7 separate regions of the Homo sapiens genome follow, and regions 1, 2, 3, 4, 6 and 7 are each linked to region 5. Evidence: read pairs that join two places in POLR2A ChIA-PET (ENCODE). Cell type or tissue: MCF 10A. All regions are shown on one strand.

Evidence for each region. ChIA-PET counts read pairs that join two places held together with the same protein. Peaks named below come from ENCODE experiments on the same cell type or tissue, not always from the same donor. Only the 100,000 strongest peaks of a DNase experiment are listed, where the experiment ranks them.
Region 1: POLR2A ChIA-PET joins it to region 5 with 15 read pairs; 4 of 35 experiments call an interaction of 5 or more read pairs at or near these places.
Region 2: POLR2A ChIA-PET joins it to region 5 with 26 read pairs; 4 of 35 experiments call an interaction of 5 or more read pairs at or near these places.
Region 3: POLR2A ChIA-PET joins it to region 5 with 91 read pairs; 5 of 35 experiments call an interaction of 5 or more read pairs at or near these places.
Region 4: POLR2A ChIA-PET joins it to region 5 with 37 read pairs; 8 of 35 experiments call an interaction of 5 or more read pairs at or near these places.
Region 6: POLR2A ChIA-PET joins it to region 5 with 11 read pairs; 15 of 35 experiments call an interaction of 5 or more read pairs at or near these places.
Region 7: POLR2A ChIA-PET joins it to region 5 with 10 read pairs; 8 of 35 experiments call an interaction of 5 or more read pairs at or near these places.

What each region holds. Positions count from the first base shown.
Region 1 is chr5:141,190,269-141,194,268 of GRCh38, reverse strand. It overlaps PCDHB9 (protocadherin beta 9), which reads right to left. Exons shown (of 1, transcript NM_019119.5): 1 at 2,728-4,000. PCDHB10 (protocadherin beta 10) reads right to left here and starts at 1,916. Exons shown (of 1, transcript NM_018930.4): 1 at 1-1,916. The coding sequence starts at 1,716. It also overlaps PCDHB@. RefSeq lists an enhancer at 1-53. In MCF 10A, a CTCF peak has its summit at 1,971 (motif pointing left); a DNase peak (open chromatin) is centred at 1,958.
Region 2 is chr5:141,196,726-141,200,725 of GRCh38, reverse strand. PCDHB11 (protocadherin beta 11) reads right to left here and starts at 1,099. Exons shown (of 1, transcript NM_018931.3): 1 at 1-1,099. The coding sequence starts at 951. It also overlaps PCDHB@. In MCF 10A, a CTCF peak has its summit at 1,199 (motif pointing left); no DNase peak of the experiment used is centred here.
Region 3 is chr5:141,221,418-141,225,417 of GRCh38, reverse strand. It overlaps PCDHB14 (protocadherin beta 14), which reads right to left and starts at 2,075. Exons shown (of 1, transcript NM_018934.4): 1 at 1-2,075. The coding sequence starts at 1,912. It also overlaps PCDHB@. In MCF 10A, a CTCF peak has its summit at 2,135 (motif pointing left); a DNase peak (open chromatin) is centred at 2,107.
Region 4 is chr5:141,473,455-141,477,454 of GRCh38, reverse strand. All of the region lies in intron 1 of PCDHGA1 (protocadherin gamma subfamily A, 1), which reads right to left. The region is part of intron 1 of PCDHGA2 (protocadherin gamma subfamily A, 2); the gene reads right to left. The region is part of intron 1 of PCDHGA3 (protocadherin gamma subfamily A, 3); the gene reads right to left. All of the region lies in intron 1 of PCDHGB1 (protocadherin gamma subfamily B, 1), which reads right to left. It also overlaps PCDHGA4, PCDHGB2, PCDHGA5, PCDHGB3, PCDHGA6 and PCDHGA7, and 11 more genes. RefSeq lists enhancers at 639-1,182, 1,640-1,749. In MCF 10A, a CTCF peak has its summit at 1,544; DNase peaks (open chromatin) are centred at 944 and 1,584.
Region 5 is chr5:141,555,732-141,559,731 of GRCh38, reverse strand. All of the region lies in intron 18 of DIAPH1 (diaphanous related formin 1), which reads left to right. It overlaps DIAPH1-AS1 (DIAPH1 antisense RNA 1), which reads right to left and starts at 1,421. Exons shown (of 3, transcript NR_038333.1): 1 at 1,245-1,421. RefSeq lists enhancers at 1,536-1,830, 1,591-2,443. In MCF 10A, CTCF peaks have their summits at 1,696 (motif pointing right) and 2,929; DNase peaks (open chromatin) are centred at 51, 1,291 and 1,771.
Region 6 is chr5:141,410,918-141,414,917 of GRCh38, reverse strand. All of the region lies in intron 1 of PCDHGA1 (protocadherin gamma subfamily A, 1), which reads right to left. The region is part of intron 1 of PCDHGA2 (protocadherin gamma subfamily A, 2); the gene reads right to left. All of the region lies in intron 1 of PCDHGA3 (protocadherin gamma subfamily A, 3), which reads right to left. The region is part of intron 1 of PCDHGB1 (protocadherin gamma subfamily B, 1); the gene reads right to left. It also overlaps PCDHGA4, PCDHGB2, PCDHGA5, PCDHGB3, PCDHGA6 and PCDHGA7, and 7 more genes. In MCF 10A, a CTCF peak has its summit at 1,955; a DNase peak (open chromatin) is centred at 1,957.
Region 7 is chr5:141,394,805-141,398,804 of GRCh38, reverse strand. The region is part of intron 1 of PCDHGA1 (protocadherin gamma subfamily A, 1); the gene reads right to left. All of the region lies in intron 1 of PCDHGA2 (protocadherin gamma subfamily A, 2), which reads right to left. All of the region lies in intron 1 of PCDHGA3 (protocadherin gamma subfamily A, 3), which reads right to left. All of the region lies in intron 1 of PCDHGB1 (protocadherin gamma subfamily B, 1), which reads right to left. It also overlaps PCDHGA4, PCDHGB2, PCDHGA5, PCDHGB3, PCDHGA6 and PCDHGA7, and 4 more genes. In MCF 10A, a CTCF peak has its summit at 937; no DNase peak of the experiment used is centred here.

The sequences.
Region 1 (4,000 bases), 370 kb after region 5:
GCAGGGCGCGGAGCCGTTCTGCAGCGGGTACAGCACGAAGGGCGAGTTGTCGTTGGCGTCCAGCACCAGCACGCGCACCAGCGCCTCTCTGCTCAGCGCGGGGGAGCCGCGGTCTGTGGCGCCCACGCGGAACTCGAAAGCCTGCAGGGCCTCGTAGTCCAGCGACCTGAGGGCGAACAGGTGGCCGTTGTCCGCGTTGATGGAGACCAGGGAGGCGAGGGGCAGGTGCGGGTCTTGGGGCGGCAGCAGCGAGTAGGTGACCTGGGCGTTGGTGCCCGAGTCTCTGTCTGTGGCGCTGACGCTGCCGATGTGCAGGGCGGGGCTGTTGTTCTCGCGGACGAACAGGGTGTAGGAGGTTTGGGTGAAGGCGGGGGCGTTGTCATTGACGTCGGAGACCAGGACCGTTATGTTGTGCTCGGTTTTCAGCCTGGGTGTCCCCAAGTCAGTGACGGTGATAGTGATGTTGTACTCGGCTCTGATCTCTCTGTCCAGCGCGCCTTCTGTAATTAGGATGTAAAAATTCTCCACAGAAGGTTTTAGTAGGAATGGCAGATTCTCTTGAATGTAGCAAACCATCTTTCCATTTTCTCCAGAGTCTCTGTCATTAATCTTAAAAACAGCCAGCGGCGTCTCAGGAGAATTCTCAGCAACAGAGTTGGAAAATGATGATACGATCAGTTCAGGGGGATTGTCATTGGTGTCCAATACTTCCACTAAAACCCTACATCTTGCAGAAAGGCCTCCACCGTCCATTGCCTGTATATTTATTTTGTAAGAATTTACTAACTCATAATCAAGCAATTCTCTGAGAAAGATTTCCCCAGAAAAAGGATTGATTTGAAAGGTTGTTCGAATATTTTCTGAGGCATCAAAAAATGAATAGGATACTTCCGCGTTGACTCCAGAGTCTACATCTTCTGCCCATACCTTAACAATAAGGAACCCAATGGGGCTGTTTTCTGGAGCCTGGGTCTCATACAGAGCCTGGGCAAACTGTGGGGCATTGTCATTGACGTCCAAGACAACGATGCGTACAGTAGAGGTCCCAGACCTGGATGGAGACCCACCATCCAGCGCTGTGAGGGTTAAGCTGAGCTCTCCCTGCTCCTCCCGATCCAGTGCTTTGTCCAACACTAGCTCTGGATATATCATGCCTTCATCACCGCCACTAATGTTAATATGGAAAAAAGAGTTGGGGCTGATCGTGTAGTTTTGGATACCGTTAAGTCCTCCATCTGGATCCTGTGCTCTTTCTAGTCTAAATGCTGTCCCTTCAGCTGTATTTTCTGATATTTTTAAGACTGTTTCTTTGTCCTGAAATACTGGCGCGTGATCATTTATATCCCTGACTCTCAGCTCAGCCCGGTAAATCTGAAAGGGATCATCCATTAAAATTTGGAAATACAGCATACAGGGCTCTTTAGGGCCACACAGCTTCTCTCGGTCCAGTTTCTCATTTGTGAGCAAATTCCCGGTATGTGAATCCAGGAGCAGGTATTGTTTGTTATCATCGGAAACCACCCTGGTTCCCCTTGCAGCCAGCTCCCCCTCTGCTAGTCCCAGATCCTTTGCCAGATTGACCACAAAGGATCCTTTCTCTGTTTCCTCAGTCACCGAATAACGTCCAAACCCAGAACCTGCCAAGGACACTCCCCAAAAAAGAAAAAGAAACAGGACTTGCCTTTGTCTTGGGAAGCACAACTCTCTGACAGCCATAGCTGCTGCATACGTTATTTCCTAGTTGGTTACAGCCACAGCTCCCAGCATAAAAGAACAGCAGTAGGAAACCCTGCACCTACGCCGTGTAGCCCAGGGGTCTTTTTTGTCCTTTCCCTTTCCCAATCTTTGGCAGCTAAAGCTTCTCTTTTAAGTTCATCTGTCCGTGTCTTCCTTTATTAGTGACTTGCATAGCATCCTCAGAGCAATTCCCAAACCGTCTCTTTAGCCTGCAGCGCCACCGTGTGGCCTCCACCAGATTTCAGTAGTTGTACCCATTTGGGTGTGTGTATTCAGACAATTTCCTTTAGTGCCTCATTTAAATTTTTCATGTTTATTTTCGTTTGTCTTGTAAAAATTAATGTTGAGACAGAGAAATAGTCACATTGTTGAGATTCTTCAATTCTTTTTGGGAAAAGTTAAAAATTCAACACTTGAAAATATGTTTCTAGCAATAACTCTGTCCACCTCACTGTGCTAAATTTAGCTCTCTACTAGTCCTTTCATCTCAGACACAACTCTCACACAATGTCAAGAATCAAAGGGAAAATGTTGCTGACATCTGGGATCACCAAAGTAACAGGAGATTTTACTTTTCCAGAAACATCGGGATAAGAACACCAAAACAGACAAAGAAAATATGTTTCACACCTTCCTCAACAAACTTCAAAATCTCATCACACTGATTAAGGAGAATCATCACTCTGTAATCTTGTATAATGCATTTAAGCTGTCCCTCCTCTATTCTCTCATAAAAACTTGTGTATACAACTATGATTGCCCTGCAAATATTATTGCTTCTTAATTCATGCAAATCTATTTCTTCTTCAATGTGTGGGCTACTTAAGGATAGGAACTATGTCCTAATCATCTGTGAGTGACAAATCAGACAAGCAATAAATACTGCCTGTATTAGGACATGCATAAATAAACTCAGATGGGTAGAACCTGAAACGTTTTCCAGTGCCTTTCAATTCCGACCACTTGAAAGTTTTTTTCTTTCATTTACTCTTTGCAATTTCTGTTTCCTTACTTTCACTTGTCTTTGTTTTTCTTGTATTAGCTTTAAAGTAACTTACAGGGTTAAATAAGAGATTGATCCTTATTTTAAGGTCCCCTCTTAATTGAAATTTAGCAGGATCTAACTTCTCTGCACCAAATAAAGGGAGGTAAAGAACAGACCACACTAACACCTATCTTAACACTATTAAAATTAAGAACAGCATTCTAGTGTCTTTTTTCATAGAATTTTATTCAAAGTTCTTTTTAAGTTATTTTATATTTTATTTTATTTTATTTTGATGGAGTTTTGCTCTTATTGCCCAGGCTGGAGTACAATGGTGCAATCTCGGCTCAAAGCAACTTCCACCTCCTGGGTTCAAGCGATTCTCCTGCCTCAGCCTCCCGAGTAGCTGGGATTACAAGCATGTGCCACCATGCCTGGCTAATTTTGTATTTTTAGTAAAGACGGGGTTACTTAACGTTGGTCAGGCTGGTCTCAAACTCGTGACCTAAGGTGATCTGCCCGCCTTGGCCTCCCAAAGTGCTGGGATTACAGGAATGAGCCACTGAGCCCTGCCTCAAAGACCTTATATCTAGAAAGAAGCTCTATTTTGTCTATAATAGGCCCAAATGGATTAAGTCAAGGAATGTCGTGGAGGAAAAGGCTAGACACTACCAATAACACTCTAATAGCTGAATATAAAAGCCGCACAATATAAACCTCTACTTTGTGATTGCTGTTGTTTTTTCAACTGGATGGCACTGGGCTATTAGCCATTAAAAATTTAACAGGAACCTCAGGAACCTCTGATTTGTTTATACAGAATTAAAAGGAGCAAATTAAATATTTTCACATGATCCTATAGAATGACTAAATTTTTTTTTTTTTTTTGGTTTCCAGACTAAAGCCCATTTACACACGCTTAATATCTTGCAGTGGTTTTTCTTCTAAGGCTAATTAGGGGTTTATTTATCATATCACTTACAAGAGAAACATTATATTTCAAATAGGGAACTATCAATGCCGGGAAACTAGAACTTTAAAATAAAAGGTAAAGTTTAAGAAAATTATTGTAGGCTGGGTGCGGTGGCTCATGCCTGTAAATCCCAGCAATTTGGGAGGCTGAGTGGGGTGGATCACGAGGTCAAGAGATAGACCATCCTGGCCACCATGATGAAACCCGTCTCTACTGAAAATACAAAAATTAGCCGAACGTGGTGACATGCAACTGTAGTCCCAGATACTCTGGAGGCTGAGGCAGGAGAATCGCTTGAACCTGGG
Region 2 (4,000 bases), 360 kb after region 5:
TATTGAGTATGACTCAATCGTTTCAAAATCCAGAGGTGCTCTTAAAGTAATTTCTCCAGACTTTTGATTAATTTCAAATGTCTTGCGAATATCTTCTGAGGCATGGGAAAAGGTATAGCATATTTCACCATTTGTTCCAGAGTCTAAATCCCAAGCTGAGACAATCAAAATCAGCGAGCCAAGGATGCTATTCTCCCGAATCTTCACCTCATAAAAAGCCTGCTCAAATTCAGGGGAGTTGTCATTAATGTCCACAACCACCACCCTGACCAAGGCAGTTCCAGACCTGGGAGGGGACCCACCATCCAGAGCAGAGAGGATGAAACTGAGCTCCGGGAGCTCTTCATAATCCAGCGCCTTGTCCAGAACTAACTCGGGGTATTTCCTATTGTCTGGAATGACTCTCATTTTAATGTGAAAATGAGAGTTGGGGCTTATTGTGTAGCTTTTTACAGCATTGATTCCTACATCTAAATCCTTCGCACTTTCTAGTAAGAACACAGCACCAACGGGACTGTTCTCTGGGATTTCTAGGAGCATTTGTTTTTCCGAGAAGATGGGAGAGTGATCATTTATATCCCTGACCTGAAGCTCAATTTGTAAAAACTGCGTGGGGTTTTGCATTAACACCTGCAAATGTAGCACGCAAGGCTCGATGGAACCGCAGAGCTCCTCCCTGTCTAGTGTTTCACTTAAGAGCAAATCCCCAGTGTTTATGTCCAGCTGCAAACGCTGTTTCTTATCATTAGAGACCACCCGAGCCCCCCGTGAGGACAGTTCTCTCACCTTCAGCCCCAGGTCCTTTGCCAGATTGCCTACAAAACTCCCGCTCTGCATTTCTTCTGCCACAGAAAAGCTCCAGGTTTCAGAGCCCGCCTGAGACATTCCGAGCAAAACAAAGAGAAGCAGGACTTGCCTTATCTGCTGAGTGCGTGTCCCTTGGTTCTCCATAGTTCCTTTCTTGTAGGCTTCTTGAAGAAAGGCTTCAGCTCTGCGGAACGCGTCTCTGACTTGTCCACCAAATCCTCTGTGGTCTAAGGATTTTAACCCTGTTGAATGGTTTCCAGGTCACCCTCTTGAAGGCTTGTTGTTTCTGTCTTCTGATTCTCTGTGTGCACTGGATATCAGTGTTCACAACGCCATCCAGTGAATATATTTTTCACGATGTTATCCTGCAGCGCCACCAAGTGTCTCCATAGATTTTCACAGTTTGGTGAAAGCTACCTAAATTCCATTCACTTATATGTCCTCCGGAAACAAATATTGTTTTATTCATTGTGTTCAAGTGATTACAAATATATTGCACGTTCTGTAATAATTATTTCATATTCTCTTTAGTTTGATATGCTGTTAATATTCATCTTAAAGCATTTATCTTTCCCCCTTCTCCATACAACCAAACGTGCTTAGTTGTGGTGAATACAGAAATACAAGATGTGATTCCTGGCTCCCAGTGGTTTGTAATCTTTCTGAGAAGACTGGAAACATAAAACAACCATAATATTTTTAAGCTGTACAAAATTCTATCACTACTTGACTTTCCTTAGGTGGTAATGAAAAGGCAAACTATACATGGGTCATTTTAGAAGTCCTCTCAGAGGATATGAAACTGGATTAACCATGAGATGGGACATACTTTGATAGTTATGATAGCACAAGAAGGCATTTATATAGATTTCCTTGGTAGCAAGGAATTGTGAACTGCTAGAAAGTAAAGTAAGATATTGGGAGTAGAACACATTATGAGAATCCTTGATTTAGTTCCAGCTTCTCAAAAAATAATAAATACACAAGCACAAGCATGTTAGTTTCATTTAAAGCAGGCTTATTTCTAAGACTGCCCTCCCTCAGTTTCCCAAGATTTATTCCAGCAACATCTATGGCTATCTGCTTTGTTTTTCAGCTCAAGAAGACAGAATGAGAGATATTTTCTTCCTCAATAATAGAACAAAATCTTAGCCTTCATTCTGATTAGACCAACTGAGAGCACTTCAGCCTGTTACTGAAGAAATCAGTGTCTCAAGATGTATAGGATTAAAGGTAGAGATTATAGTCCCAGAATCTAAAGACTCCATCTTTGACCCTTTGTTTTAATCCAGGCAGAGATTGCCCCTTAAACTTGAGGTGGTTTCAGTCCTAGCCAAAGTGCATGGCATAATGAGGGAGATAGTTGGAATAGGTGCTTGGAAACTACCAATGGTATCCACTGTTAGACATCTCAAAGTACTCTCAATAATGGAGGACATCTAAGAAGTCTGCTTTTAAAAATTCTAATTTCAAATTACATTCACAAAAATGTGAACTAGATACATGGTTGAAAAATTATCAGTGCAGAAGAGTAGAAATTGAATAGTATGTGGATTGACTATACAATTATCCTTCCTTCTTCTTAACCCCTCTCTAAAATGACAGAAAAGTAATAAAAGGTATGAATTCACAAAGACTAAGAATACATAAGTAAATACACAAATTATTTGATGATAGAAAGCAGATGAAAGAGCAATTGACAATAGTTCCAAGAAATGTCTAAAATAAAGTTCCTTCATTGGAGATACTAAAAATAAACTACTGGGTTTTCCCTACACAATCCTAGTAGGTACCAGACTTGGAGGAACCAGGTGTATAAGAAGGCTGAAGTCAAGTAAGGGCTTAAAAAAGAAGTTATTAGTTGAAAGTATGTATGTAGGATAGTTGAATTCTCTGGTCTTTTCACCATCATACAGAGACAAGAAAATAACTGAGAGCCAGAGAATGGAAAGCTTATACTCTGGAGAAATTAGATTATATTCTGGAGAAATTATACTATCTCCAGTCTTGGAAACCCCAGGCAGAGCTGAGTGAAAGTAGGAGGTATGAAACTAAAGATAGGGAGATTAGGCAAAACACTGCCTTCTGTATTGTGAGACTCCTAGCCATGATACTCTCAGATTGTAGGACACAAGATATATGCCTGACATCTTCCCCATCGCACCCAAAACATTGAATATTGTAGAATTCTATCCTGGGGAATATGAAAGGCGCAGATAAAGACTTACATGTACTGATATGTGGGGGTTTCCCAAGGTAGTAGCTCTATCCTAGCATGGTTACATTAGAGTGAAGCCCTGTCATCAATACTCATGAAGTGTTGACTGTCAGCATTTGCTGTGTCACCATTCATATATATAATAAGACAGTCAAAGATAACAAGACATTTGAGAAAATGCCTACAACATGAAATAGAAAAGCCAAAACTGTAATACTACCGCCAAGCACAAAAAGCAACAGGAGGGAATAGATATAATTCAGAAAACAAAAGAAAGCCTTTTAAAATGTCTGATTAGTATCCCCAGAGAAACAAAATGTAATAAGAGCTAACACTTATTGACTTATTCTAAGTTCATTATTCTAGTGCCTCATATGGATTTACCTAGTTGATGTTAACAGTAACCCTATCAAGTACGTATTTATACCTGGAAGACAAAGAATAGCTTAGGGCTTAAGTGCCCCTTACTAGCTATATAGCCTTAGGCAAATTCTTAACTTCCCTTTGATTCACTTGCAAGTTTAAAATAGGTATAATAATAACTCTTACTATATAATGCATTTTTAAAGAATAAATAGATTAATTATAGATGAAAGAAGATTTACATTTGCAAATTTGTAATAGGATGTTATGAAAAACCAAGAGCTCTTAAAAATAAATATTTGCTATCCAAAAAGAAAAACTTAAATATGGAGATTGGATGATTAAATAAATTGTCTAATAAGTAGAACAAGAGATGGAAAAGAAGAAAAAAATTATAATTTAGAGTCTCAGAAAATCAACACAGGAGGTGCAATATTTAATGAGATTCTGGTTAAAGTGAGACTGTAGAAAACTCAATGGATAAATTATTACTAAAACATAACAAGAAAATTTCTCAGAACTTACAGTAAGAGTCTATATGTTAACAGGGTATGCCTGCATGGCCAGATTAATAAATAAAATGCCTGTATTAAGGTCTTTTCAGATTACCAG
Region 3 (4,000 bases), 330 kb after region 5:
GCTTGGCCGCGTCGCGCTCGCTCAGCAGCCTGGCGGTGCGCACCTCGCCATTGTGCGCCCACACGCCGAACAGCCCGGGCTCCGTGGCCTTGAGCAGCTGGTACGACAGCCAGGCGTTCTGGCCCGAGTCGCCGTCCACCGCCACCACCTTGGTCACCAGGTAGCCCGGCTCGGCCGCCCGGGGCACCAGCTCGGTGCAGGGCGCGGAGCCGTTCTGCAGCGGGTACAGCACGAAGGGCGAGTTGTCGTTGGCGTCCAGCACCAGCACGCGCACCAGCGCCTCGCTGCTCAACGCCGGGGACCCGCGGTCTGTGGCGCCCACGCGAAACTCGAACTCCTGTAGGGCCTCGTAGTCCAGCGACCTGAGGGCAAACAGGTGGCCATTGTCCGCGTTGATGGAGACCAAGGAGGCGAGGGGCAGGTGCCGGTCCTGGGGCGGCAGCAGCGAGTAGTTGACCTGGGCGTTGGTGCCTGAGTCTCTGTCTGTGGCGCTGACGCTGCCGATGTGCAGGGCGGGGCTGTTGTTCTCGCGGACGAACAGGGTGTAGGAGGTTTGGGTGAAGGTGGGGGCGTTGTCATTGACGTCAGAGAGCAGCACGGTTATGTTGTACTCGGTTTTCAGCCTGGGTGTCCCCAAGTCTGTGACGGTGATCGTGATGTTGTACTCGGCTTGGCTCTCTCTGTCCAGTGCTTTTTCAGAAACTAGAGTGAAAAAGTTCTTGAAGGTCGGTTTCAGGAAAAAAGGGAGGTTATCTTGAATAGAGCAAATCATCCTCCCATTGTCTCCAGAGTCTTGGTCTAGGATACTAAAAAGAGCTACTAGGGTCTCTGAGGCATTCTCTGGAATTCTCTTTGTAATCGACGATATGGTCACTTCTGGTGGGTTGTCGTTTATATCCATAACTTTAACTAGAAGGGTGCATTTTCCTGAAAGACCCCCACCATCTGTTGCCTGAATATTTATAGTGTAGGACTGTATTACTTCAAAATCCAGGGGTGATCTCAAATTAACTTCCCCAGATATTGGATTAATTTCAAATGTTTTACGAATATCTTCTGATGCATGGAAAAATGTGTAAGATATTTTTCCATAGTTTCCTGCATCCAGATCCTTAGCTGAGATGGTGGCAATCCAGGAGCCAAGGGGTCTGTCCTCGGGGACTTGCACCTCATAGAGACTCTGAGGAAACTCAGGGGCATTATCATTGATGTCCAACACCTTGATGAGAACCAAAGTTGTCCCAGACTTGGGCGGGGATCCACCATCCACTGCTGTGAGTGTTAATCTGAGTTCAGCTTCCTGTTCATAATCTAAAGCTCTATCTAGGACCAGCTCTGGGTATATCTTTCTGTCACTACTGTCGGGAATTTTAATGTAGAAGTGAGAATTGGGGCTAATTGTGTAGTTTTGGAGACTGTTGCTTCCGACATCCAAATCTTGAGCACTCTCCATTAGAAAGGTAGCTCCAACAGTGGTACCTTCTGATATTTTAATAAGTATTTCCTTGTCTAGAAATGTAGGGGAGTGATCATTTATGTCTTTGACACACAGCTCAAACCGAAAAAACTGTAAAGGGTTTTCCAAAACCACCTGAAAATGCAGCACACAGGGCTCGGTGGAGCCACACAGCTCGTCTCGGTCTAGTTTCTCATTTAGGAGCAAATTCCCAGTCAGCAAATCAAGGTGCAAATACTTTTTATTATCATCAGACACTACCCGGGCTTCACGTGAAGACAGCTCCTCCACCCCCAGCCCTAGGTCCCTCGCTAGATTAGCCACAAAAGAGCCAATTTCTGTTTCCTCTGCCACAGAATAGTGTGCAGATTCAGTACCTGCCCGAGACAATCCCAGCAAAACAAGGAATATTAGAACTTGCCTTTTTCGCAGATCGAGTGCCCCTCTGATCTCCATGGTTCCTTTAGGCAATCTCTTGTGGAAAAACTGAAGCTCAGCCGTAATTTTGGAAGCTGAAGCTCTGGTTTTTAACAGGAACCCCCTGGAGAGTGTATCCTCCAGCAGCTCTGTAGGCGAAGCTCCTTTAATGCCTGTCTTTTCAGTGGGTTGGATGCTTTCTGTTCTCCTGAATAGCGAAGCTCACCGTGCCAGCCTATGTACTGTTTTCGTCTTATCCTGTAGCGCCACCATGTGTCTCCATGTTTTTTTTTTCATTAAAAAAGTTTTCCTCTTTGAAAAAGTAATTCATAAATACATCCGGAACATTCGAAACAAATCCCAGACATCATTTTTTTTCCTTTAAATACTTCACTAAGTATTTTTAATAGGTAAGGCCTTCTAAAAGATAATTGTAATAAAACGTTCACAATCAACAACTTGAGCAATAATTCCTTGGTGTAATTTATACTGCATTTGGTTTTCCCCAGTTCTCTCCAAAATGTCCTTTGCTGTTGGTTTGTTTGAATTTGAATCCAGAAAAGTCCATACACTGCATTATCACTGTTTTGAATGCTCGGCACTAAAGGATCTGTTAAAATATTCTGAACTGAAGAAATAATTTTTTATTTAAGTCATTTCTCGAGTAATTACAAATATATTATCTCCTTCACTCTTGTAAATACTTGTTGTCAGCTATAGTTGGTAATATCATTACTTTTTTCACTTTTATATTTTAAAAATATAAAGAAGGACATGGCACAAATAAGTTAGAGATAATTCTTGCTCTTACAGAGCTCACAAGCTAGAAAAATTGGCAGACAAGTAAACGAAGTATGTCATAATGTATGCATTTATAAAAAGTAATATAGAAATACCTAGAAAAGACTTCTTGTACCTAGGAGGCTGCATACCTTAGTGCTTGGGAATATGGGATCTGGAACCAAATTATCAATATTAGAATCCTGGTTATGTGACTTACTATCTATAAGCTTGGGCAAGTTATAGATACCTTTGTTTCCTCACCTGTAAAATGGGGTAATAATATTTGTCTCCTATGATTATTATCGTAGGCATCTAATGAATTAATATTTACAAAGTGGTTTGTAAGTGCTGGTTAAGTGTCTGTCAAAAATAAAATAATTAAGATCAAAGTCGGACTTGGGACATCAGTGAAAGCTTTCCTGAGGTAATGAAAAATACATTGTGATCTGAAGGAACTAGCCAGGAGAAGGAGGAATATTTCAGATGGGCATTTTGAGGAACACAGAGAAATGAAGTATGCCTTGGACTTTAAAAACTATGGAAGGGGAGGGTCTAACAATGAAATTAGGGTTAAAAGCATGGTGAGAACATGAATCATTATACAGGTCATATCATGCATTCTTGAATTTATCCTAAAGGTAATTCAAGTACAAAGATGGGTTTTAAATATCTGATTAACATGATTACATCTGCATTTTAAAAAATCAGTTTGGCTGCAGTATGGAGAATTAATTTCAGGGGGAGTGACTGGAGAATCAAGGAGATCAGATAAGAGATGATGATCTGGATGAGGATAATGCCAGTGTGGATGGAGAGAAGAGGGATGAATAGAAAGGTATGAGGAGATGAAATGTTTTCAACTGTTGGTTGATAGGTTGCATGGGGAGAAAAATGGGAAAGACTCAGAGATGATATCACACCTCTGGACTGGGCATCTGGATGACTAGTGGTGTCATTCACTAGGACAGGGAATGCTAAAAAAAAACATGATTGGGGTGGAAAAAGATGAAGTGTTCAGTTTTGAACATGCTGATATTGAGGTAAGTGCCTGTAGGATGTGTGTTTGCGTGGTGGTGGGGTGTGTGTGTGTGTGTTTGCATATAACCAAAGCATAGGAAATAAATCTGAGCTGGCAATATGAACTGTGGTGTGTATATATGTATATATATAGAGAGAGACAGAGAGAGACAGAGAGAGAGAGCATATATATAGCATATATATAGAGAGAGAGCATATATATAGCATATATACAGAGAGCATATATATAGCATATATATATATATAGCATTCATGGTTTCAATCACCATATATATATATATATATATATATATACACACCATGAAT
Region 4 (4,000 bases), 82 kb after region 5:
TTGAACACGCACTATTGTAAGGGCTGAGAGGGAAGGGGTTCCGGCGTCTCGGGCGGTGATGCTGAGGTTGTATTCTGGCACAGTCTCCCGATCCAGGTCTGCACTGGTTTTCAAAGTGAAGTAATTCTTGAGGGAAGAAGTAAGGCTGAAAGGGAGACCCGGTGGAACTTCGCAGGTCACCAGCCCGTTCTCGCCAGCATCCAGGTCAGTCACACTGAGCAAAGCGATGACAGTCCCCAGAGGGGCATCCTCGGGTACTGGGCTGTACACGGAGGTGACTGTGATCTCCGGGGCGTTGTCATTCACATCCACAACCTCCACCAACACTTTGCAATGTGCTCCTTCGGGATTGGCGCCCTTGTCTTTGGCCTGGATGTAAATCTCATGGAGTTTGGTGTCCTCGAAGTCCAGCCGACCCTTGATTGTCAGCATCCCGGTTACAAGGTCTAAGGCGAATAGTTGCCGCACGCCGGCGCGGTTGTGGCTGCCGAAGGAGTAAATAATTTCACCGTTGGGGCCTTCATCCAGATCCGTTGCAAGGACTTGTACCACGCGCGTGCCGGAGGGTGCATCCTCCAGGACGCGCGCCCGGTACAAGGACTGGTTGAAGACAGGCGCATTGTCATTCGCGTCCAGCACCTTGATGTGAATAGGCAGGCTGGCGGAGAGAGCTGGGGTCCCTCCGTCCAACGCCGTCAGCACTAACTGGAGACTAGGCTCCCGTTCTCGGTCCAGGGCGCGCTCCAACACCAGCTCCGCGTACTTGGTGCTGTCCTCCCGCGTCTGCACGCGAAGCGCAAAGTATTCATTTCGGCTCAGCTCATAGGTTTGTAAAGAGTTGCTTCCCACATCGGGATCGTGCGCGCTCTCGAGCGGAAAGCGCGTCCCCGGAGCCACGGCCTCGCTAATCTCCAATTTCATTTCCTGGGTAGGGAAAGCAGGATTGTTGTCGTTGATGTCCTGGATCACCACTTCCACGCTGAACAGCTCCAGCGGGTTCTCCACTACCAACTCCAGAGTTACAGTGCAAGAGGGCAGTGTCCCACACAGCTCCTCTCGATCCAGACGGTCGTTCACAAACATCTCTCCGGTCTCCCGGTTCACCTCAAAGAATCTTCGGCTAGCTCCAGACACCACCCGGAACCTGCGGGCTGAGAGGCTACCGAGATCCAAACCAAGGTTCGCGACCACGTTGCCCACAGCGAAACCCTTCTCTCTTTCCTCCGGGATCTCATAGTGAATGACCGTGGAAGCCTTGTTCAAGGCACCAAGCAGAAGCAAAACTCCCACTACCCTCCCGGTGCTTACCAGTCCGCTCCTCCAGGCCTCTGGGACCATCTCACTCAAAAGCAGTTCCTCTCAGCGGGGTCCAGATCGTCCCTGAGATTTCGCTGAGAAACTTTCAGCGGGTTAGCGCTTGGGCGCTGGGCGCCGAGTCCGACATGGCTTTCTGGATGCCGTTGATTTGCTCGCCGGCTGTTCAGTCTCTGCCTCATCCCGGGGCGCAGAAAGGGGACGGGCAGGGGCCCGATCTCCAGCGTCTTCATTGGCCGACAGCGGCACACAGAGTCCCAGCCAATAACTGCACGAAGAATGAGCTAGCGCCGGGCTCTCTGAGCAGGACACGCGCTAGCGCCAGGAACTTCACTTTCCTTTGGCTTCCTTCCAGAGTTTCCAGCCAAAGCGCCTTGCCAGTATCGGTGCATAGGAAACCTACCTTAGGGAAAGCCAGCCTTGGGGCTGTGAGGCTAGCCGTTCTGCAAGTCTCCAATCCAAATCAAGACTCATTAAACATTTGAATCACTTTCTTTGATCACAAGAAAGGGGATCGAACCAAACCGAAAACTACACAACATTGTCTGGAAAAACACCAACAAATCTGGCTTGTTGGAAGACAGACAATTAGCCGGACCCTACTTGTAAGGAGGCATTTAGCATTTCCGTGGAGACATTAATAATTTCAGTTTTATCTCTTACCAAATGAAATTAGCATTCCCTGTCACTTCCTCATTATCTGGAGCTACTATCAAATTAGCAGGAGTTACAATCTATTGGTTTAACTCTGGCTTATAAAATTTAAAAGTACAATTCAGATTTTATTTCTTTTAAAACTGGATGTCATTGTTAGCTCTCATTTCTTAAGAACCAGGGAGCAATAAGAAATTTCCCTACCCTGTCTTTCACAAGGAGCATGATCTCAGTTGTAGAGCACACTCTCTCTATCGTTTCCCTTTACTTGATCAATCCTTTTCCCAAGATCTTGGGTACCATATGCCACAAGAAGTTGCACTGCTAATGAAGAAGAAGACGGAGAAGATTTCAAAAAGAAAAAAAGCCAGGCCTATTTACCACCTAGGATCTTTATAAAATTATTGAAATAATGGCAGCAAAGCTCCACAAATCTTTAGAAAATACAAAGCCTTTAGTCACAGAATAAAGAGCCTTAACTTTTCTGCATTTAGAATTGTTGTCACCAAACAAAATTATAATGATTAGGATAGTGAATAAAAGAGTCCACTGTGATATAAGCCAGAGATGAGATGTATATCCTTGAACAAGAAATGAACCTCTAAGAGTTCCTGCTCCTATCCTATTAAATGAAGAAGGCAGGTAAAGTGCCTGGCACAGAGTAAGCCTCAATTAATGATGCAAACCACTCCATTAGATGTAAAGTGTTAGAGCCTCATACTATTTCTGTATATTTGTCTTGGACATCACTTTGATTGCATAGAGTCCTTTTGAAGTATAATAGAACCTTGAACATAAGTGAAGGGGTAGGCACATAGGTTAGGTAGGTAGAAAAGAAGTAAGGATATATAGGATATTTCCGGAAGAGATGAAAAGCCATATGTGACCTATATTTCCATGTCTTTAACACTTCAATTAATCTCTGAAAACCCCCAGTTTTAAATGCTCAAGTTTGATAATTAGCCAGACCAGCAAGAGGGCTGATAGGCATTAGAAGATAGAATACATTTAGAATTTAGAATAAAGAGTATAGCCCAATCACTTGCTACTCAAAGTGTGAGGACCAATGGTCTAGGCATCACCGGGGAGCTTGTTAGAAATGCAGAAATGCCCTCCTCTAGACCTACTGAGACATGACTTACATTTTAACAAAACATCAGGGTGATTTGAAAACACATTAAAGTTTGACAAGCACTGATCTAGTGGGTTATTCAGAGATACACTGGTTTATCAGTCTTTTTTTCCCCTATTCAGCATCACTTAATTCACAATCTGGTTTTTGAAAATCAGCTTTTAAAAATGTAAGTAGTTTTCTCAATAATAAGGCCTGTCATTTTCTTGATAATAAGGCCTGTAGTTTTCTGAGATTTTCGTTGTTGTTGTTTTTGTTGTTGTTTGTTTTTTGGTTTTTGTTTCTGAGGCAGGATCTCGCTCTGTCATCCAGGCTGGAGTACAGTGGAATAATCATAGCTCACTGTAACTTCCAGCTCCTTGGGCTCAAGGGATCCTCCCGCCTCAGACTTCTAAGTAGATGGGACTACAGGCCTGAGCTACTGCACCCAGCTCATAGTTTTCTTAAGACCTCTTCATGAACCAACAGAACCCTTGTGTATGCATTCTCCACAATAGCGAGGTTCATCTTCCTAAAATTTTAATTGGATCACACAATTGTCCAGCTGCTCCTCAGTAGCATCATACTGCTCTTGAATTAAAATACCAAATCCTTTGCATAGTATCCAAGTTCTCATGTCTTCTCCCTCTCTCACTATATTCCATTGCACCACTTGGAGGGTGGTCAGAACCCCAGCCCTTCCCTGTCTCAGGGCCTTCACACAAATTGTTCCTTTGCCAGGAAAGCTGCTTTTTCCTCCCTCCCTTTGCTTTGCTAATTTCTACAGGTCTGTCTGGTCTTAGTTTAAATGTTATTTCCTAATAGAGGTCTTCCATTAGGCCCCAGTTAAAACCAGGATCCTTTGTTATGCTCTCTCAGAACACCTTATATTTTTTCCATTGAACTTGGCACAACTTTAAA
Region 5 (4,000 bases):
CAGTCCTTCCCCACCCACATCCTAGAAGCAGACCTCTTTTTAGCACTCCCTAATTGAGTCACCATCCTGGGTGTGCTGGGAAAGTATCTGTGGGAAACTCAATGACTATATTATCTGAAAGACCAAATGCTTGGTGAAGTGCCCAGATTTTTAATACTGCTTTTCTGCTACCCTTCCAGACTTATATCTGTCCCCTTCTTTATAACTCTCAGCATCTGGTTCTTCCTTTGGGATTCTGTGTGGCTTTGTTCTTGTCCTTTAGGTTTGTTCATTAATGCCAGTTTGCCCTGTCCCTCCTTACAGCTTGCACATCTGTAATGGTCTAGTTCTGTGGGATTTTGCAGATAGTTGTATATTTTGGCCAAGGTATCAGTGATACGGTTACCTTTGGGCAGGGATAACTGCTATTCGGTTGGCATGATATTTTTTCCTTCTATAATGTATACCTTAGTGATTGTTTTAAAGTGCTGAATTTATCCCTTATGTATATTACAACCATGAAGAATATAAATCAGAAGTCCTCCATTTGGGCAGCTTCTTATATTAACACTTATATTAACATTAAGACCCTCTTACTGTCTCCTCTTCCCAGAATTAGAGAGTTGATGTAGTGCTTAATAGACATGGCTTATTGTATGCTAGGTGAACTTGGCAATTCCATAGCTATGTTACCCTCACAGAAAGTTATTTCCTGGAGAGATTATTAAGTGTTCTGATCTTTCATATATGCCTGAGAGATCTAAGATTCTTCCACAAAGACCCTATTTCTTCAGAGAAAACTATAGTGATGCCAGAGTCTTTTTTTTTTTTTTTTTAACAACTTGTGATTTTTGTGCACCTGTGTTGTATGTGTTGCCATTATCTCACTTTAGGGACGTTGGATAAACTGGCGTATTTGTGCAGCCTCATTTAAGTAGTGGCAACCATTAATGACTTGTACCCACAAGTTTTTCCAGATAATTTCTGTTTTTTCCACCTTTCTTACATGTTCTTTTTTAGTCATAGGTACTTGGCTTACTCAAGGGAGGTGTAGCGTAAGATAAAGATAATGGAGGGTGTTCCCTGTAGAATAGGTACAAATGCTGCAGGCTTTATCTTGGGCAGAGCAAGTAGGGTTTTGGTCCTGAGTAAGTGAGTGAGGTTAGGTGGAGCTGCCTGTCTTCCAGCCGTGCGGATACAACTGACTCAGTCCGTGTTCTCAACAGTTTTTGAAAAGCCCATTTTTCTATCCCACTTACTCCCACCTGCAGTTCTTTAAGAACGTAGTTTCCAGGATGTCAGGCAACTCCCCACTCCTCCATTTCCTGTTTGTGGTCTTCATTGAGAGACGCCTTAAACAGGAATTCCTGGGGAAGTGCAGGCTATAGCGGTGGGATTCCGGGGGTCATTAGTCCATTATTGAAGCTGGGGAATCATGTACTATAAAAGGACCTCCCTTCCGTTCTGTTGTCTCCTAGAAACTATTACTGATCATAACCAAGCAGTAACTGCAACTCAGGGCTGTTGACTTGTGCCCTTTGTCTTTAGAGACTGAAAATTATTTTCCCTTCTTGTGCCTCAGTTTCTATTAGTTGAATTTTAGAGCTCAACATCAAGATTTGTGACAAAATTAACTTGGACTCTGTAGGACTGATTCGTTTGAAATGCAAAAGTAGTGAAGAACATAAAACAGACTCCCTATCTTGGCCGCCAGGGGGTGCCCTTTCCCTTCGCTTTACTGTCTGGCACTCCCCACCGCATTCAGCCATTTTAGACAGATTGTTTTTGCTCCCAGCTAACTCCATTTTGTATTTGTGACGCAGGAATAAAAAAAGGAGTTAGGCAAAGGAGGAGTCTGGTTTGCAGAGGGAGGGAGACTGGCTGAGGCGCAGCTACGTACTCTTTTACTCAGCAGTTGCTCATCAGGGACACACCTTGCTGCAGGCTGCCTGCATCCTGAGCAATCGATGCCGCAAGTCCTTGCCAGCGGAGCACAGAGCAAAATGGTTTGGCTGCCGGACACCTACTAACAGTGACAGAGTGCTAGCTTTTGAGGCAGCAGGCCAGGGCATCCCCTCTGCCTCATCTAGACTCTAATCCTGGGTTTAGGTGTTTTTGCTACAGAGATGTTTAGGGCAGTTTTCTTAATTATAGGATCAGATAAGAAAAGATACCCCCAAAAAAAGAAGAAAAAAAGGAACCCCTTTCACTTAGCTGTCTGGGAAGAATCAAATGCCCCAAGGACTCTAGGGAAATGGTCCTGAATTTTTTTAAAAAATGTTATTTTTGAAACCGTGAAAAAAATGCACGCACACATACACACATATATGTAAAGAGACTAGTATGAACACCCCTATGTCCATCACCCATTTAAAAAACTTAATCAACAGCTAGTCTTGTTTCATATACCTGTATCAACTTTGTCTTTGCCACCCATTATTTTTACATGTATCCTTGTTCATATTATTTAATCCTTAAGCAGTTCAGAATGTGTGTCAAAAAAATTAGGACTTTTAAAAGAAGATAATTACTACCATTATCACATTTAAAAAATTCTTTATCATCAGATAGCCAGTTAGTATTAAATTTCCCAAATTATCTTATGATAGTTGTTTTTTTTAATAGTTCATTTGAATCAGAGCCAAATAAAGTCTACACATTGCAGTTGGTTGATGTCTCTATAGGTTCTCTCTTATGCTCTTTTTTATTTTTTATTTTGCAATTTATTTATAGACTTAATTTCTTTTAAAAAGATCTCTGCCAGGCGCGGTGACTCACGCCTGTAATCCCAGCACTTTGGGAGGCCGAGGCGGGCGGATCACGTGAGGTTGGGAGTTTGAGACCAGCCTGGCCAATATGGCGAAACCTCGTCTCTACTAAAAATACAAAAATTAGCCGGGCCGCCTGGTGGCGCATGCCTGTAATTCCAGCTACTCGGGAGGCTGAGGCAGGAGAATTGCTTGAACCCGGGAGGCGGAGGTTGTGGTGAGCCAAGATTGCACCACTGCACTCAAGCCTGGGTGACAGAGTGAGACTCCATTTCAAAAAATAAATAAATAAATAAATAAAAAGAAGATCTCTCAGGTTGGGACTGAGAAGATACAAAGCCAGACTTCCCTTCTTGCCAGAGCAGAGCCTCTTCTTTAGGATTTCCCACAGAGGCTATTGGTGACCAAGTGAAGGAGCAATGCCCTGCCACCTTCAGAGGGAGAAAGGGCTGGACTCTTACTTTTCTCCTGACGTGATAATCTGTTACCCAAAGTCTTGAGAAAAGTTTGCACACTGCCGTCAACGGAGAACATGGTCATAGAAGTGGGCCTCACCCGTTCTAAGAATTAAAGGAGAGCTTTTAAGCTTTGGGACAACTGTGTTTGGCCACTGTGTAATAGCTGCATCCCTATGGTGATTCTAGAGTATCAGCTTTTTTTTTCCCGAATACTTTTTTTACTTAAGTAGCAGCTTTCTCCCTGGTAAGACTCAATGAATTAACAGCACTTCATGGACTTTTACAGAAAGAAAAAATATAATACTGTGTTGGGGCCGGGGGGGATGTGGTGAAAAGTCCTTTATGGCTTCAGGATTATAATATCGCTAGTCCTTCCCTTGACCTTTTTGGAGATACTCCCTGAGACTGACTTAGATGCAAATGATCAGATGAAAGTTCTTGCTTAATATTCTTCTCCCACTTCTGAAATGGGTCAGTGACTCTGACTTTCAGCAGCCACAGCAAGCAGTCTATTCCCTTGCCCAAGGGAAGGGCACAGGTGATAGAAGGGAATTAGCAGGGTCTGGCTTCTTGGCAAGGCTGGCAGGACACTCGTAGAGTCTGGTCTGTGGAGACTAGATTGGCCCCATGTCTAGTTTGGAAACTATAGTTCCCACTAGCAAAAGGTTTAGAATCTGCTGAATAGGTCAGGATTGCAGCAGCTAGAAATACGGATCCTGGCACGGCCACTTTTTAACCACATAGCTAGGTGTAAGGGTCTCTCTTTTCTACTATTGTTTGTTGAGAGTCACAGCC
Region 6 (4,000 bases), 140 kb after region 5:
AGCTCCACGCCTGTGGAACCGTCTGTGGGGAGGGCGGGGTACAGGATCTCGGGCGCATTGTCGTTCTGGTCCAGCACAAACAGGCTCAACGACACGTTGCTGCTGAGTGGAGGATCCCCGCTGTCGCTGGCTGTCACCTGCATCTGTAGCTCATGAAACTGCTCATAGTCGAAGGATCTGAGTGCATACAGGACGCCAGTGTCTGAGTTGATGGATATGTATGAGGACAGAGGTACCCCCTGGATGGTGTCTTCAGCCAGGGAGTAAATAATCTGGGCATTCTCTTTGCTGTCCGGGTCCAGCGCTGTCACTGAGAAGATGGAGGCACCCCTGGCGTTGTTCTCTGGGATATAGGTAAAGTAGGAGACTTGAGAGAAGGTAGGTGGGTTGTCATTGATATCTGCCACTTGTAGCATAAAGTGAGCTTCCGTTGATAGAGGAGGACTTCCCCCATCTGTGGCTGTCACTGTGATATTGTAAGAGGATACCTGTTCCCTGTCAAGGGCTCTGTGTATCACCAATCTGTAATAACTGTCAATGGACTTTTCTAATTTAAATGGTAGATACGCCAAAATGGAACAGGTTACCTGTCCATTCTGCTCAGAGTCTAAATCATGCACATTTAAAAGGGCTACGACTGTTCCCAGAGGTGAATCTTCAGTCACTGGACTAAATAGAGACGTGATGGTCAGCTCTGGACTGTTGTCATTTACATCTTCTACTGTAATCAACACTTTTGCAGTTGCAAGATATGCTCCTCCATCTTCTGCTTGTATTTCTATTTCATAGAAACCGGTTTCTTCATAATCTAGATTTTCTGATATTTTTATTTCTCCAGTATATTTGTTTAGTTGGAACTTCAACAATTGCGTGTCAGGTAATTTTCGGAATGAATATGTCACTTCTCCATTGGCACCTTCGTCCCTGTCGGTGGCTGTGACTGTCAGCAGCTGAGTGCCCACAGGCAAATTCTCAGGAACACTCACTCGGTATTCTGGCAAGGTGAAGACCGGCGCGTTGTCATTTGCATCGAAGACAGTCACACTGACAAGGACAGTGCCAGATCGGAGAGGGTCACCCCCGTCGGAGGCGGTGAGGACCAGGTGGTGAATGGCCTCTTCCTCGCGATCTAGGGAGTGCTCCAGTACCAGCTCCGGGTACTTGACGCCATTGGCACGGCTCTGAACTCTTAGGGAGAAGTGCTTATTGGGGCTGAGCTGATAGCTCTGCAGGGAGTTCACGCCCACATCCGGATCAATAGCTTCCGGGAGAGGAAAACGCATTCCCGCAGCGACATTTTCATTAATTTTTACGTCTAGATTTTCTGCTTGGAATTTTGGAGCATTGTCATTGATATCAGTTACTTCTATTTCTATCCCAAAAAGTTTCACCCTGTCTTCCACAAGGATATTAAAACTCACCACGCACCGCGCGCTCTGAGCGCAGAGCTCCTCCCGGTCTATCCTGCCCGCGGTGATCAAGCTGCCGCTGCGCGGGTTCAGAGAGAAAAGCTGCGTCCTACCTCTGGAGACTATGCGGACTCCGCGCTCCGCCAGCTCCCGGGGCGCCAGACCCAAGTCCTTGGAGATGTTGCCCACGAAAGAGCCTTTCTCTAATTCCTCAGGAATTGAGTAGGAGATCTGCCGGGCTCCAGCCTCCCATGGAATCCCGAAGAAAAGGCAGAGCAGGACCAGCCCGCTGCAATCCTTTGATTCCTTTGAGCGATTCCTTTGAGCGGCCATTGTAGTCTGGTTACAGAATTCTGCAAAGTCCTCACTGGACACGTTGTGTGTTTCAACCGGTTCCTTTGTCTTTCTGTGGCTTCAGGGTGTCTCTGTAGCCTGGGCACTTTAAATTCTGGAGTGAGCTTCCCTGCAGCCCAGCAGCCGGTTTGTGGGGCTTGTGTAGTTGAAGCCCTGAGAATCCGGATTGAGCTCTGGCTGCGTTTTCTCTCCTAGTAGGTGAACAGCGGCGCTCAGAGTCCTAAGAAGTTACTGCACCCAAGTGATACATGCAATGGAAAGTAAACTATTCTGTTGGATTATTATATTTTACATAGATTCTTTGGTTTCTCCACTCCTATCTTTAAATAATTTACTATATGTAGGTTTCTTAGGGGAGGTGTGATAAAGTGGAGTGAAAATATTGTAAATATTTCAAGATAATGTTTGGTTAAATATATATTTGCAACACGTTTTCCCAACAGAAATGTACACACTTTAATAAAAGGTAAATAATACTTATTTTAGGTCATATTAGTGTCTAGGTAAATTCAGAAAAGTCTTATAATTTAAAATTGTGATTTGAATAGGCCAATTTTATTTAGTATACATTCATACAAAGATTATATTAAATAAACTCATGAGATAATTCACTCTGAAGCTTTATAATTGTAACTACTTAATTCATTAAACTTATTTAGCTTAGGATTGTGTAAGAGGTTTTTAAAGTACTCTTCTAGAATAGTTTTACTGAGCCTTAATTAACCTTTTTGTGTAAAACATACTTTATCTTACAGGGATACAAGTTAAATGGACCTATTTAAATGATTAAGCAGGTAATCACAAACTAAAATGAACATATATTACAGTTGCAAATTAAACTGTTTGCATTGTAATGAGAAAAGAAATACGTAGAATTTGAAGTACTAAAAGTTTTAGAAAACAAAGTTAGATGTAGTGATATAGGTTTTTAACAAGTAAGTGTTTATGTCAAATGACCTGTTTTCATCAGAGCATTAATACCAGTATAAATAATCTCTTCTCTTAGGCAGTTTGTATCAGAGGCCAAAGTCCAGTGGTTCACATATCTTCAACTGTGTGTGCCCATCAACCCAGTAGCAATTGTTCCCTCAAATGCAAAGGGTATAGAAGTTCACTTCTTTCACACAGAGAACAGGATGTTCAGAAGTGTTTATGTCACTATGCCTTCCAAGTATAGAACTCTTCAAAGATTTTATCTTTTTTCTTCAAAAATCTTCTATCAGAGAATCAGAGACAGAGACTGAGTGCAAAGGCAATAGTATTTCATTTATTTCTTAGAAATGTCTTTTTTTTTTGAGACAGGGTCTCACTCTGTCACCTAGACAGCTCACTGCAGCCTAGACTTCCTGGGCTCAAGCGATTCTCCCACCACAGCCACCAGAGTAGCTGAGACCACAGGCATGTGCCACCACACCCTGCTAATTTTTAAATGTTCTGTAGCGATGGAGTCTCCCTGTGTTGCCCAGGCTGGTCTCAAATTCCTGCGCTCAAGAGATTCTCCACCTCCACCTCCCAAAGTGCTGGGATTACAGCACACTTGGCCCTGCCTGCATATTTATTTATTTATTTTAGAGACAGGGTCGCACTCTGTCGCCCAGGCTGGAGTGCAGTGGCAAGATCAGGGCTCACTGCAACCTTGACCTCCCAGGACCAAGCAATCCACCCAGCTCAGCCTCCCAAGTAGCTGGGACCACAGGGGAATGCTACCACACTCTGCTAATGTTTTTTTTTGTTGTTGTTGTTTTAGTAGAGATGGGGGGTCTCCCTATATTGCCCAGGCTGGTCTCAATTCTTGGGCTCAAGTGATACTTTCCGATTCAGCCTATCAAAGTGCTGTGATTATAGGTGTGAGCCACTGGGCCTGTCTTCTGAATATTTTTAGGCTTTAAAAATATATAAATAAGATATCGTAAATTCACTAAGTCTTCGCAAATTTGAATAGATAGGTTACTTGTTTGTTTTCTTAGATGCCAAGACCACTGCTTCTGTTCGATAGTCAGAACTTGACAAAATATTGTGGCTCACGCCTGTAATCCCAGCACTTTGAGAGGCCAAGGTGGGAGGATCACGAGGACAGGAGTTTCTGAACAGCCTGGTCGACATAGTGAAACCCCATGTCTACTAAAAATACAAAAAATTTAGCTGTGGTGAGGGGCACCAGTAATCCCAGCTACTTGGGAGGCTGAGGCAGGAGAATCGCTTGAACCCAGAAGGCGGAGGTTGCAGTGAGCAGAGAT
Region 7 (4,000 bases), 160 kb after region 5:
GTGGTGCCGCTTAGGGGTGGATGTCCACCGTCCAAGGCAGTCAGGACTAAACGATGGTAACTCTGTTGTTCCCGGTCTAAGGTTTTCTCCAGTGCCAGTTCCGGGTATTTACTACCATCCTGTTTCTCCTTAATTATTAATGAGAAACTTGGGTTAAGAGAGAGTTTATACTTCTGCAGAGAGTTTAAGCCAATATCTGCATCTTCTGCTACTTCTAGTATAAATCTTGTGCCAGGCTGTGCAGACTCACTTATTTGCAGCTCAAAGGAATTTTGCGTGAATTTTGGCGTGTGGTCATTAATGTCCTCGATCTCCACATTCACGTGATAAAAGTTCAGTGGATTTTCAGCAACAGCCTCAAATTCCAGAGCACAAGCTGGCTTCTTCCCGCATATCTCCTCCCTGTCTAGCCTGCTGCTCACAAGCAACTCCCCGCTCTCTGCGCTCACGGTGAAGTAAGGCTTCTCCGAACTGACGCGCAGTTTTCGAGTCGGTAACTCCTGGACGCTGAACCCCAGGTCCGTGGCGAGGTTCCCCACTACGGAGCCCTTGGGCATTTCCTCGGGAATCCTGTAGCGGATCTGCTCACAGAGCGCCGGGCAGAACAAAGACAGCAGGAAGAGAAAGAGCACTGGCAGCCTCTCAGCCCGGCCCAGCTCCCCGGCGCCGCTCCCCATCCCTCTTGCTCTCCTCAGCTTGCTCACCAGCCTGGAGACGCCAGGTTACAAATAACCTCTGTATTGTAGATTTTTGGATCTCCGAACGGGCTTTAGTTCCAGTTCCAGTTTAGGAAACGATTCTTTTTCCGAGGAGGAAGCGGTGTAAAGGCCGGCGCTGGGGAGTCTGAGCTGGGGCTGCCCTGGAAAGCGCGCTGCGGCTGCGCGAGGAGATCTGGAGCGCCAAGCTCTGCACTTTGGCCAACAGCGGCGCCCAGAGTCAGCACTAGGAAACTACAGCCTCTGCGGCTTCAAGTTAACCAGTGCAGTAATTGTTTTTGTGTGCCTAACTTAACAAGCCAAGTTTTTACGTCCATATACTTAATAAAAAATTATAACAACTTCTTTAAGGTATCTTTCTCTGTTTTCCAAATTGTTAGAAATATCACGTTGGGTTTTTATACAAACCTGCATACATTGGTCCATTCTTTCACCATTCTGCAAACATACCTTGAACTCTTAGCTAGAACTAAGTATTGCCCTTGTCACTGGCAATATAATAATTAATATGATACAGTTCTTGCTCTCAGAGCCTTCATACTATACTGATTTCAAAAATTCATTTTTTATTAGCTATGGAAACAATTTTATCATTCTTCTGTTCATTTCTATGATTTCCAACTCCCCAATATTTCTAGTGTTTTATATTACACATATTAGGGAAATCTATACTATTTAAAACTATTTTGTAAAGTTGTGGCAATTTTATACCAATCCCCAAACATCTCCTCTTCCTGACTATATTAACATTCTTTATAAAAATAATTTTTCTTTACTCTTCTACTTCAGGAAATATTCATTCAAGTATACTGCCCATATGATGTAGCTAAGAAATGATATACCCTACTACGTTGCTCTTCTTCATATCTCAAAATACTTCTCTTATGTCATATCTTTTACAGTACATAAATTCATTCTTAAGAGTTATTGGGGAAATGCTTATCTATTCTGCAATACAAGGTACAAAGGGATATTCTAGTGGATTGCATTATTATCCTATCTGAAATGACTTTGGAATTGGATAAATGAAGCTCATAAGTTCATTTACATAAATTTGTGGACATTGGTCAACCTTCTTTAGTCCATTTGTCAGATTAATAAAAACAACTAGCCAACATTTTTAGGGAGAGTAAGGATTTTCTTTCCTACCAGGGCAACTTTCATCCGAGTTTTTAAAATTGCAAAGTGCCAATAATATGTTGTCCTCTCAAATGTGCATCCAAATGGTACACAAACTATGAAGTTAACTCCCACTCCACTGAATATGCACCATACAGTAGAACACTACACAATCCTTAGGAAATGTCCTTTTCATTAATAACAAACATTTATTGGGTCATCTACTTCTACCTTACAACAATCAATTCAGGTATTAGCTTTATTCAAATGCTACAAGAAGGTATGCAGGAATACAATAATGGATAGCCTATACCGAGTTTTTACTATTAATATTAGTTTTTTTTTTTTTTGAGACGGAGTCTCACCCTGTTGCCCAGGCTGGAGTGCAGTGACAGGATCGAGGCTCACTGCAACCTCCACCTCCCGGGTTCAAGTGATTCTTCTGCCTCAGCCTCCCGAGTAGCTGGGACCACAGGCGCATGCCACCATGCCTGGCTAATTTTTGTAGTTTTTAGTAGAGACGGGGTTTCACCATGTTTGCCAGGCTGATCTTGAACTCCTGACCTCAGGTGATCCACCCACCTCAGTCTCCCAAAGTGCTGGGATTACAGGCGTGAGCCACCGCACCCGGCCTAATAATAGTTTTTTTAGAGACAGGGTCTAGTTCTGCCACCTAGGCTGGAGTGCAGTGGCATGATCATAGCTCACTGCAGTTTCAAACCCCCGGGGCTCAAGCGGTCCTCCTGCCCCAGCCTCCCAAAGTGCTGGGATTTCAGACATGAGGCACTGTGTCCAGCCAAGACTGAATAACTTTAATTGAATTGATCAGCTTATTTAGAACTTGTGTACCTGAAACATTGGTTCTTAATATCAACATTCTCACCACTTCACATCAATGCACAACCGAAACAGCTAATTGGAATTGTATTGAAATATGTTCTTACATATTTTACAAAAGTCACTTTCAACAGTTTAAAATTACATTTTAATTCAGATCTAATGTTTTTGCTTTTGTTTTTTGTTTGGGGGAGCAATGGACATTCTAGGCTTTAGATTTCATGTCTCCATGGGCATGGAGCCCAGGTGACCACTGACTCACATACTTAATATTTAGTAACCAGTCTCATCTCCCACCAAGATCCATCTTTAAAGTTTGTTCATGTTTTGAAGGATGGTAAGAAGTATTAAAGTTTTGAAGGGCACTGGTACAGAAACAGGGCTCAGAAAAGAGGTTTAAAGTGAAGAAATCTACAAGAGCCTAGTTACAGGTTCAAATGCTAAACATAACCCTAAAAATTCTGAGATATATTTTACTTTTGCTAAGCTAATAACAAGGCTTTAGACTTCTTGATAATTTTCTGAAGTTCTAGTTTGGGATACACACACACACACACACACACACACACACACACACACACACACACACAAACAATAGCAAAATTACCAGTATGGACGGGTAGCTACTTCTTAAGTGAATGAGTGATAATAGGAATAAAATACTGGAAGGCTTAAAATGGTTGAACAATCTTTTCCAAGTCGTTTAAAAGCAAATGAAACAATAACCTATGACTATTAGAGTTCAATTTTATAGTAACACCACCAAAATAAACCCAAAACTCTGTGATACACCTTAAAAATTATTTTCAACTATCTTCACAATGTTTTTCAAAACATAATTTATGCCAAATAAAATTCATCTGGAAATTAAAAGCAAGCAAAGAACTAAACTCACCTGACCATGATCAGCTTCATTCTTATATTCATGAAAATCTACGGATGTTAACAAAGAATCATTTTTCTCACAGCCCTCCTGACTGATGAGCATGTCTGCGTAGTTGGGCTGGGGAAAGATCAGGTGACTCTTCCGCGAGTCGGCGGTGAGGGAGACTTCCTGGGAATAGGTCTGCAGGAAAGCCTGTACCTCCTCAACACCCACAAAATGTGAGGCAGGCACGCCTACCAATCTGCCACCGGAATCCTGGAGCAGGCGTGACTTGTGCCAGCGCCTCAGCCTGAGCCCCAGAAGCACAGCGACAAAGGCGAGGAAGACACAGGAGATGGCAGCCACTGCCACCACGAGATAGAGTGTAAGGCTCGAATCGTTCGGGTCGACCGAAGGCTTCAGACTGCCCAACTCGGTCAGGACTTCGGGGATGCTGTCAGCC